2 separate regions of the Homo sapiens genome follow, and region 1 is linked to region 2. The links are chromatin contacts, found by Hi-C or POLR2A ChIA-PET in ENCODE. All regions are on one chromosome and are shown on one strand. The core of a region is the stretch at or near the end of the contact, and the rest is flanking DNA. Distances in the headings are between cores, read along the strand shown.

The links. Hi-C counts contacts between places; a loop is a spot of excess contacts on that map. ChIA-PET counts read pairs that join two places held with the same protein, here RNA polymerase II (POLR2A).
Region 1: a loop to region 2 is called in a map of DLD1, with 3 times the contacts of the local background. The contact joins two enhancer-like sites. A Hi-C loop is called at or near these places in 1 of 168 maps with a recorded cell type or tissue (DLD1). POLR2A ChIA-PET finds 5 or more read pairs at or near these places in 1 of 52 experiments (WTC11).

The regions. Positions count from the first base shown.
Region 1 is chr11:117,808,245-117,813,156 of GRCh38, reverse strand. It overlaps a transcript of DSCAML1 not described here. Among named protein-coding and RNA genes, the nearest start is that of DSCAML1, 13 kb to the right of the region's middle. RefSeq lists enhancers at 3,582-3,631, 3,682-3,751. Within about 2 kb of position 3,421, at least 9 of the 41 ENCODE cell types and tissues checked have a DNase peak (open chromatin) inside an H3K27ac peak, as active enhancers do.
Region 2 is chr11:117,580,660-117,585,484 of GRCh38, reverse strand. All of the region lies in intron 3 of DSCAML1 (DS cell adhesion molecule like 1), which reads left to right. Among named protein-coding and RNA genes, the nearest start is that of DSCAML1, 210 kb to the left of the region's middle. Within about 2 kb of position 2,009, at least 2 of the 41 ENCODE cell types and tissues checked have a DNase peak (open chromatin) inside an H3K27ac peak, as active enhancers do.

The sequences.
Region 1 (4,912 bases), core at 2,172-4,671, 230 kb before region 2:
GTTGGTGGCTGAGCTTGGTGAGGTGTGTTTTTAATAGACCATTAGTCTGTCACTGAATACTAAGAGCCTGAAAAAATGCTTGGCTGATTTGACTAATAAAGGCTGGTCTGTTATCAGACTGTATAGAGGTGGGAAGGCTAAACTGAGGAATTATGTCTGACAGAAGGGAAGAAATGACTGTGGTGGCCTTCTCAGACCTTGTAGGAAAGGCCTCTAAAAGTATTAAAGCAGTGGCAGCCGCTGCACGCAGACATGAGGGCTAGGCTAAAACAGTAAGGTCAAGTTGTTTGCACAGAAAGGCTACAGTGTGCGGTCCTGGCTCTTGTGTAAGAATTTTGACTGCACTAACCATGCCTAGGAAGGAAAGGAGTTGTTGTTTTGTAAAGGATTGAGGTTTGGGAGATTAGTCGGACACGATCAGCAGGAAGAGCACGTGTGTTTTTACGAGAATTATGCCGAGATAGGTAACAGATGAGGATGAAATTTGGGCTTGACTGAAGTAATGGGGGCTGTCTGTGAAGCCTTGTGGCAGTACAGCCCAGGTAATTTGCTGAGCCTGATGGGTGTCAGGGTCAGTCCAAGTGAAGCGAAGAGAGGCTGGGATGACGGGTGCAAAGGAATAGTAAAGAAAGCACGTTTGAGATCCAGAACAGAATAATGGATTGTGGAGGGAGGTATTGCGGATAGGAGAGTATATGGGTTTGGCACCATGGGGTGGATAGGCAAAACAATTTGGTTGATAAGGCATAGATCCTGAACTAACTTGTAAGGCTTGTCTGGTTTTAGGACAGGTAAAATGGGGGAATTGTAAGGAGAGTTTATAGGCTTTAAAAGGCCATGCTGTAGCAGGCGAGTGATAACAGGCATTAATCCTTTCAAAGCTTGCTGTGGGATGGGATATTGGCATTGAGTGGGGTAAGGGTGATTAGGTTTTAATGAGATGGTAAGGGGTGCATGATTGGTCGCCAAGGAGGGAGTAGAGGTCTCTTGTGGGTTAAGGTGGGGGAATACAAGAGGAGGACGCAAAGGAGGCTTTGGATTGGGAAGAAGGGCAGCAATGAGATGCAGCTGTAATCCAGGAATAGTCAGGGAAGCAGATAATTTGGTTAAAATATCTCGGCCTAATAAGGGAACTGGGCAGGTGGAGATAACTAAAAAAGAGTGCATAAAAGAGTGTTGTCTAAGTTGGCACCAGAGTTGGGGAGTTTTAAGAGGTTTAGAAGTCTGGCTGTCAATACGCACAGCAGTTATGGAGGCAAGGGAAACAGGCCTTTGAAAAGAAGGTAATGTGGAGTGGGTAGCCTCCGTATTGATTAAGAAGGGGATGGACTTACACTCCACTGTGAGAGTTACTTAAAGCTCGGCATCCGCGATGGTCTACGGGGCTTCCAAGGCAATCAGGCAGCCTCAGTCTTCAGCTGCTAAGCCGAGAAGGAGTCAGTCAGGGAGCCTTGGGCCAGAGTTCCAGGGGCTCTGGGAGTGGCTGCCAGGTGAGTTGAACAGTCCGATTTCCAGTGGGGTCCCGCGCAGATGGGACACGGCTTAGGAGGAATCCTGGGCTGCAGGCATTCCTTGGCCTGGTGTCCAGATTTCTAGCACTTGTAGTAAGCTCCTGGGGGAGGAGGTTCTGGAGGAACGCCTGGCCGCTGCAGTTCAGGCGTTTGGAAGTTCTTGTGTGCTGGAGATGTAGCTGGGGTTTGTCTCACAGTGGAGGTAAGGAATTGCAACTTTTTTTATTATTGTACACCTTGAAGGTGAGGTTAATTAAGTCCTGTTGTGGGGTTTGAGGGCCAGATTCTAATTTTTGGAGTTTTATTTAATGTCGGGAGCAGATTGGGTAATAAAATGTATATTGAGAATAAGATGGCCTTTTGACCTTTTAGGGTCTAGGGCTGTAAAGCTTCTCAGGGTTGCTGCCGAACGAGCCATGAACTCGGCTGGGGTTTTATATTTGATGAAAAAGAGCCTAAACGCTATCTGATTTGGGATAAAGAAAAAGGAGCATTAACCTTGACTATGCCTTTAGCTCCAGCCACCTTTTTAAGAGTAAATTGCTGGGCAGGTGGGGGAGGGCTAGTCACAGAACGAAACTGTAAGTCAGACCGGGTGTGAGGAGGAGAGGCGATAAAAAGATTACAGGGTGGAGGAGCGGAGGCTGAGGAAGAAATGGGACCTAGCTTGGTCTGGCGAGGAGGGGAGAGGTCAGATGGGTCTGTAGAAAAGGAAGATTAGAAAGACTCAGCGACGCTTGGGGTTGGGACTGAGGGGACAGGCGGGAGGGAAAGAAGGAAGATTTGGGACGAGTTGCACTGGGCACAGAGACTAGGAAGGGACTGATGTGTAAAAGAATGCGTGGACGTCAGGCACCTCAGATCATTTGCCCATTTTACGACAAGAATTATTTAGCTCTTGTAGGATGGAAAAATTGAAAGAGCTGTTTTCCGGCTATTTGGAACTACTGTCGAGTTTGTATTGGGGTCAAGCGGCATTGCAGAAGAAAATAAGACACTTTGATTTTAGGTCAGGTGAGAGTTGAAGAGGTTTTAAGTTCTTAAGGATACAGGCTAAGGGAGAAGAAGGAGGAATGGAAGGTGGAAGCTTGCCCATAGTGAAGGAGGCAAGCCTAGAGAAAAGAGTAGAGATACGGAGAAGGGGGTGGGGGTTTCTTGCCCTCCAGAAAAGCAGAGAAAGGGTTGGGGCACGGAAATAAGGGATTGGGGCACAGAGATAAGAGGTCGGGGTGCGGAAATAAGGGATTGGGACACAGAGATAAGAGGTCGGGGTGCGGAAATAAGGGATTGGGGGTTCTTGCCCCCTAGAAAAGCGGGACTTGCCACTAAGGGTGAAGGAGAAGGGGTTGAGGGGTACTTGCCCCTCCCCCAGAGGGCGCTGGAGTTTTGAGTCCACGGAGTTTTGGGTCCACGGAGTTTGGGTCCACGGAGTTTTGGGTCCACGTGTCTCCTTTGTCTCTATCAGAAAATGAAAGGAATTGAAATTAAGAGAAGGGAGAGATTGAAGTGTGGCGCCAAGATTGAAATGTGAATATGTATGTATGTGAATGTGTGTATGTGTGTGCGAATGTGTAAGTGAGTGTGTGAATGTGTGTGAGTGTGAATGTGTGTGAAAATATTTGAATATGTGTGAGTGTGGGAATGTGTGTATGTGAATGTGTGTATGAGTGTGTGTGAATGTGTGAGTGTGTGAATGTGTGTATGTGAATATGCGTGTGTGTGAATGTGTGAATGTGTGTGTGAGTGTGTGGGTGTGTGTGTGTAAGAGTATGTGAATGTGTAAGTGAGTGTGAGTGTGTATGTGACTGTGTGAGTTTGTGTGTGTTGTGCGTTGCTAGTTGAGCTGGAACTGGGGAGGAGCAGAGCAACCCAGGAGGGTTGCGTGGGTGGACCTAGCATCTGGAGCGCTGCGCGGCGATTCAGCCTCCTCAGCTGAGAATCAGAGGTCTGTTTTGGAGGACACCATTGGTCCCCTCCAGTAGTTCTTAGAGGCTGGCAAGGACACAGGCTGGGGCAGGGAGTGAGCCCAGCCTCCGGCTTCACTGCGAGACATGACTGGGGTGAAGGGCAGGACCTGTGTAGTGGAGAATTTGAGTGGCCGCCGTCTATGTTGTACTGCACAGCAGCCTGCGGCGCCACCATCCTGTCCTGTGGCACTAGGGGGAGGCAGACACCAGGTTCCCAGTGCGGAGGCCTGGAGCTTCCTTCCGCGGAGGACCGCAGAGACACATCCAGTAGTGGGCCAGGGAGGCGGGTTGTCCTCTCCAGCCATCAGAGCCACGCCCAAGGAGTCAGGCACAGCGGGGAGGAGGGCTCCCCTCCCTTCCCACAGCTCCCACCCTTCCCACACTGCACTTTCCAGGAGTGCAGACGCGGCAGCTGGCCTCCCAGGACCTGCCCCACCCTGGAGGTCTGCACTGAGCCCCTTCGCCAAATGAGGCAAGACTTCTCCTGAGCCTGGGGTCTCAGGGCAAACTCCTGAGGTCGCCTCTCCTAAATCTGAGGCATTCCCAACGGATCTGGAAGATTCATTCTCTCTGGATGGATTTTTCCTCCTCTCAAGCTTCGCAGTGGAAATGATATGAAGCAGGGGCGGGGCAGTGACGGAGCTGCTAGAGCAGGGTAGACAGGCGTGGGCGTGAGCTTGGCTCGGTCACTGACCACCTGGGCAGCCCTGGGGAAGTCCTTTAGTGTCTCGGAGCCTCAGTTTTCTCATCTGTGAGATGGGGTTTGTGATATCCAACTCATTAAAGAGATTGAACGAGATCATGTGTGTAAATGAGATATGTACGCCACAAAGTGCTGCGAACATGTAAAGTGGGTGAGGGATGAAGCAGTGTTCACCAAGGCTTCTGCTGGGCTGGGTGATTGCGTGTTTTTCAGCCATTTATTATTCAGCAAATTTTTGTTGACTATCAAGTATGTGCCAGACACTGTATTAGTGTTTTTGACAAGCTTAAGTGGATAGTGTTTATGAAACTACAGAACATAAACCTTCTAGTTTATCTTCTAGTTCAGGATTTCCCAAATGCCAGCCCCAAGACCTATGCTAAGCTTCTTACATCCAAATACTGGGAAACAGAAAATACAGATCCCGGATTCTGTAGTCTGGGATCTCTCTCTCCTTCACCTCACCTGTGCCTGTGTGCATGTGTAGTTGTGTGGTTTCGGAGCCACTGAGACCCAGAGATGGCAAATGCTCTCAGGGGATAGCATGTCGCATGCCAGGGGCTTCGGGCATGCGCCTATTATCTTTTCCAGAGGGGCAGGGACAGCCCAGCCATGGTCTCAGGACTCCTCCTAAAGGTTTGACCCATAGGAATGTGTCGGCAGATTGCCCAGAATATAGAGTCCGAAGGCCTTCTAATTCTATATTTTGTCACTTAATGGCTCTGTCATTT
Region 2 (4,825 bases), core at 760-3,259:
ACAAGGTCAGGAGAGGGAGACCACCCAGGCCAACATGTGAAAGCCTATCTCTATTAAATATACAAAAGTTAGCTGGGCGTGGTGGTGGGCGCCTGTAGTCCCAGCTACTCAGGAGGCTGAGGCAAGAGAATTGCTTGAACCCGGGAGGCTGGGGTTGCAGTGAGCTGAGATCATGCCACTGCACTCCAGCCTGGTGACAGAGCAAGACTCCATCTCAAAAAAAAAGAAAAAAAATAGCAGAAAACCCCCCAAATCCTTTCCATTTGATTTGAAGTGCACTTTGGGGGACAGAAAGTATGAATTCCTAATTCCATTTTGCTGAGTATCAAAATGAGGCGAGTCACGTGGAAGGATTGAATGACTATGAAGAGAGGAGGCCCTGAATAATCCTGGGAGATAATATTTACAAGGATAATCTGGACAGAGATCGTCAAAATCAGACTGTAGCAAAGACTCAGGCCATTCACTACTAACTGGGAATATTTTCGATGCCTTCAAGTCATGTTATAATCATAAGAGCTAATATGTATTGGACACTTGTCCTGTGCCAAGTATCATTCTGAGTACTTTCCTTGTATGATCCTATTGATCTCCCCAACAACTCTGTGAACTAGGTGGGTACTCCTGTTAAGCCATTTTACAGAAAAGGAGACTGAGTCACTTGCCCAGAGCCCATGCTCTATGCCACTATATTGCAGTTGAATATGCCACATCCTCTCTGTTCAAATGTAGCAAGCAACGTTCACAGCCGTTCAAAACCAACCCAAGTGTCCACTTCAACTTGGCACCTTAAAAAACAAAACCAACCAAAGTGGCTGAACACTTCAGGTGATGCACATGCCTGATTTTTCCTGACTTGGAACACAGAACAATTAGCAAAGCTGCCGGCAGCTACCCAGGCGCTGAGAACTTTGCTCTGAGGACTCAAAGGTCAAGACAGTAGTGATCTAGTTTTGTGCCGAGCAAGTGTTGATGCCAGACATCCTTGAAGGACTCTGGATTTGGGCAAACCTGGTGCCATGCAACTCCTTGATACAGGCCTGAATGCAGACAAACAAGCTTGCTTTGAGTTTTGCTTTGGGATTGGTTTTTTCCTCCTAAACATCCCATCTTGGGTAGACACTGGCTCCTGAGAAGCTGATAGGAAGGACTGTATCCCGGTGGTGGGGCTGGGTGGAGGCAGATGGGGAATCAGACCAAGAATCCCAGTGTCTGAGGATCTGGCACAAAAATGGAGCTAGAACAAAGACATCGTCCCTGCCCCTTGGGGCTAGAGCCCAAAGTTAGAGACCGGGAGATGAGGCAAGCATGAGTCAGTCATCTGAATGCAAGGGGACAGAAGCAGAAAAGAATTTAAATGTGTTTCTATTTTCTTAGTTCCCCGAGGATCCCTTAATATTGCACAGGGGGGTAGGAGAGGAGGGGGTGGGGAGTAGGAAAATCTCCACAAAGCAGACTTGGCCTTTGGCCGTGAGGAGATGACCCCCTGCAGGCCGTGTACAGGGGTACCAGGAAGCCTGCCCCCACAACTCCAAATGTCAGAGCTTCTTTTCTTTGGCCGAAAGCATTGTGCCTGTTAAAATGCAAATTTCTGGAGAAGAGCAACGCTAAAGTGAATCAGTCTTTCACACCAGGGTCTGATGGGGTCCATGATCACAAGGAATGTGGGAGTTGGAAAGGACTTCTGACATTCGTGGATTCAGCCTCCTCCCATTCTGTGGATGAAGATGCAGAGAGGGCAGGACAATGACCCAGGTCACAAAGCTAGGCGGGGATGGAGCCAGGCTCTCTCCAGGCCTAATCTGGTCAAGCGTGTCAGATGCTTCTGCTCCCCAAGGGCTCCGGGGCTGATGGGGGGAGGGCAGACCTGCACAGGGAGAGGGGTGGCTAGCAATGCAGAACGGAGGGTAATGGCGCTTGTGGCAGGGACTGGAGAAGAGAGAGCCGCGTAGGCCGGGCTAATCAGGGAAGGCATCCCCAAGGAGGTGGGGCTGCAGCTGAGCCTAGAAGGCTGGCAGGCGTTCAGATTTGGATGGGCAGGGGATTCTTGCGGAGCGAGATGAGGTCAGACCACGAAGCCTAAACTGTCAGATTTAGACATTGGCTAGTGTTCTATAGGTGAAGGGGAGCTGAGGAAGGATCTTGAGCAGAGGGGTACAAGCCATGTTTAAGACCTGCCTGGCAGAGGAGTGTGCAGGGAGGACTTGGAAGGGGGAACACCAGAGGCAAGGGGTCTTCAGTGCAAGTGGCTGGTAAGGGAAGCTGCACTGACAATGGGTAGGGAAGAAGAGGCCAGGGGAGAGGGTCCCAGACCTGTCCAGGCCCCGCCCATCAGCATGCGGAGGGGAAAGGCCATGGTTTCTTGAACTAGATAACCACCTGGTTACTGGGTGACCTTGCATAAATGTCTTCACCTCTCTGGGCCTCAATGTTCTCATCTCTAAAATGGGAATGCTAGTGCTACAATAATAATAATAATAATAATAATAATATCCCTGTCTCCTATGCCACATTGTGAGAATAAAATGGGATCATGTTATGAAAACACTTTGAAAGCATGAAGTGCTGTTAGCATTCTTTTGTCCTCTTTCCCTCTTGGAAATCAATACTGAAATCATTCCATGTTTCTCCCACTCAGGCTTCTTGTGCTTCAACTTTATTTACTTCAGGGCACAGCCTGAGAACTGAGGGGTCAATATCCCTACGCAGACACCACAGCCCGTGGACTGGGGCACACAGTAGGAGCACTCAGGCCCAGCCTTCCCCGGAGCTGGAGGGGCCCGGCTTCCTGGCAGGGCCCTGCGGATATTCCCCTCTCCCTTACAGCCTGGCACTCTCTGGTTTGCACTTGGCAGGCCTGAGGGTCCCCTTCACTGTCCATCCAAGCATGAGTAACTCTCTCTCTTTCTCCCCCATGCTTACCCAGGCATCCTTAGGCATAAGCATTTAATTTATTTATATTTATGAAACCTCCAACTAGGTCAATGCACTTTTATGCACATCTTGACAATTATTGATACTGTGAGCGGAAGAAGAGGACCATGTGGGCTGGAGGAACCGGCTTATCCCTCTCTCAACCAGCCAAGATCCTTGGAGACCCAGTAAGGGGAAAGTGCCTTTTTGGTGTGCTAGTTGCTGAGTTGGTATCCAAGCCTGCCTTCCCCAGCCACAGCTCAGCACTTCTCCAAAGGAATAGAGAACAGTTTTGTGGGTTCAAACCATACCACATCCCAGGTCCCTCTGGACTTGTAAATGGCTACAGAGCCCAACATCCACAAAGCAGCAGCTGAAATAAAATTAGACACCAGGTCCAGAAGAAACCAGGCTGATTCTGACAATAAATGAAACTTAACATTTCTTTTCTGCGAGTCCCAGATACCCTTCTTGTCCCCTGAACTCATTCCTGTGTCCTCAAATGCATGTCCCTTACTTTCAGAGAATGCGCATCCGATGATCATGGGATCTCTGGCCCTGTGAGAACTGTGGTGTGCTCCTTACAGGAAGCTGTGCCTAGGGATCTGGTATGGGTCTTTAAATATAGGCAGAAGTGAATTTTGAGGAGATAGGATGAGATCAGGGACAAGAAGCATTTCTGGAAATGAAGGTAGAATCTGTGTAAACAATTGAGTAAATTTGCTGATATTGGTTTCTAGAAGGGCGTGCATGGACTTTGGGTTAGAAACTCTGAGCTTAAATCGTGGCTTCATCACTTACCAGCTGCATGACCTTAATCAAGTTAACATTTCTAAGCCTCAGTTGCTTCATCTATAAAACGGGGATAATAATAGTCCCTGACTCAGAGGTGTCTTGAGAATGAGAAGAGATAACATATGCATGTAAAAGTAACGCATGGATCTTACCTGTGTTCATCACAATGCTTAATGTTCAGATGCATTGTACTAAGTGAAAGAAGCCAGACTTGAATGGCTACTCACTGTATCATTTCATAAATATAGTGTTCTAGAAAAGCCAAAACTGAAGGTAAAGGAAACAGATCAGTGGTTGCCAGGAGCTGGGGTTGGGGAGAGGGGCCGACAACAGGGACACGAAGGGGTTTGGCAGGGGATGGAACTGTTCTGTATCTTGATTGCGGTGGTGGTATGTCAGACCTTTCAGAATTGTACACTAAAATGGGTGAGATTTACTATATGCAAATTCTATCTCAATAAATCTGACCCCTCCATAAAAAAGACATAATACATTCATGTAAAAGCCTTAATGCATGGTGTTTACTAGATAATTACACTTTGATAGTGAGCAGGTGATCCATGGTAACTTATATTATTATCATTACCGTGGGGAGACCCTTCCTGCCTCAAAGTGCACAGGCACGGCAATTTTTCACAGGGGCAAAAGGGCCACAGTGCTCCTCAAAGGAGGAGGCTTCGGCTCAGTGACCTGCAGCGGTCCCTTCCAGCCTATGACATTTGTTGAAAACATTCTACCTCGTTGGCTCACCAAGTCATTTTTGCATAAGAATGACTGCGAGGTTTTGTTCTGGCTTGAACACCTTGGCAGGCTGGCAGACCTGGGTCCCATCCTCAGAGCTTAATAGCCACTTTCTCACCTGTCCTCATTGTTCTTTAATCTGTGTAATTTTAGGACCCTGTTCAGCACCTTCTCCATGTTCAAGGTTCCCATTAATAATCATGATCAGCACTTAGCTAGGTGCTTTTCATTTTCAAAGCCCATTAATTAACACTAATTAATCCACACAGCAGTGCTAGAAGGAAGGGGAGCTATCATTATCCTGGTTGCAAAAAAGCAGGAAAGAAGAAGGCTCCAGGTGATTTGCCCATGGCTTCAAAGAAGAGAGAGAGAGAAG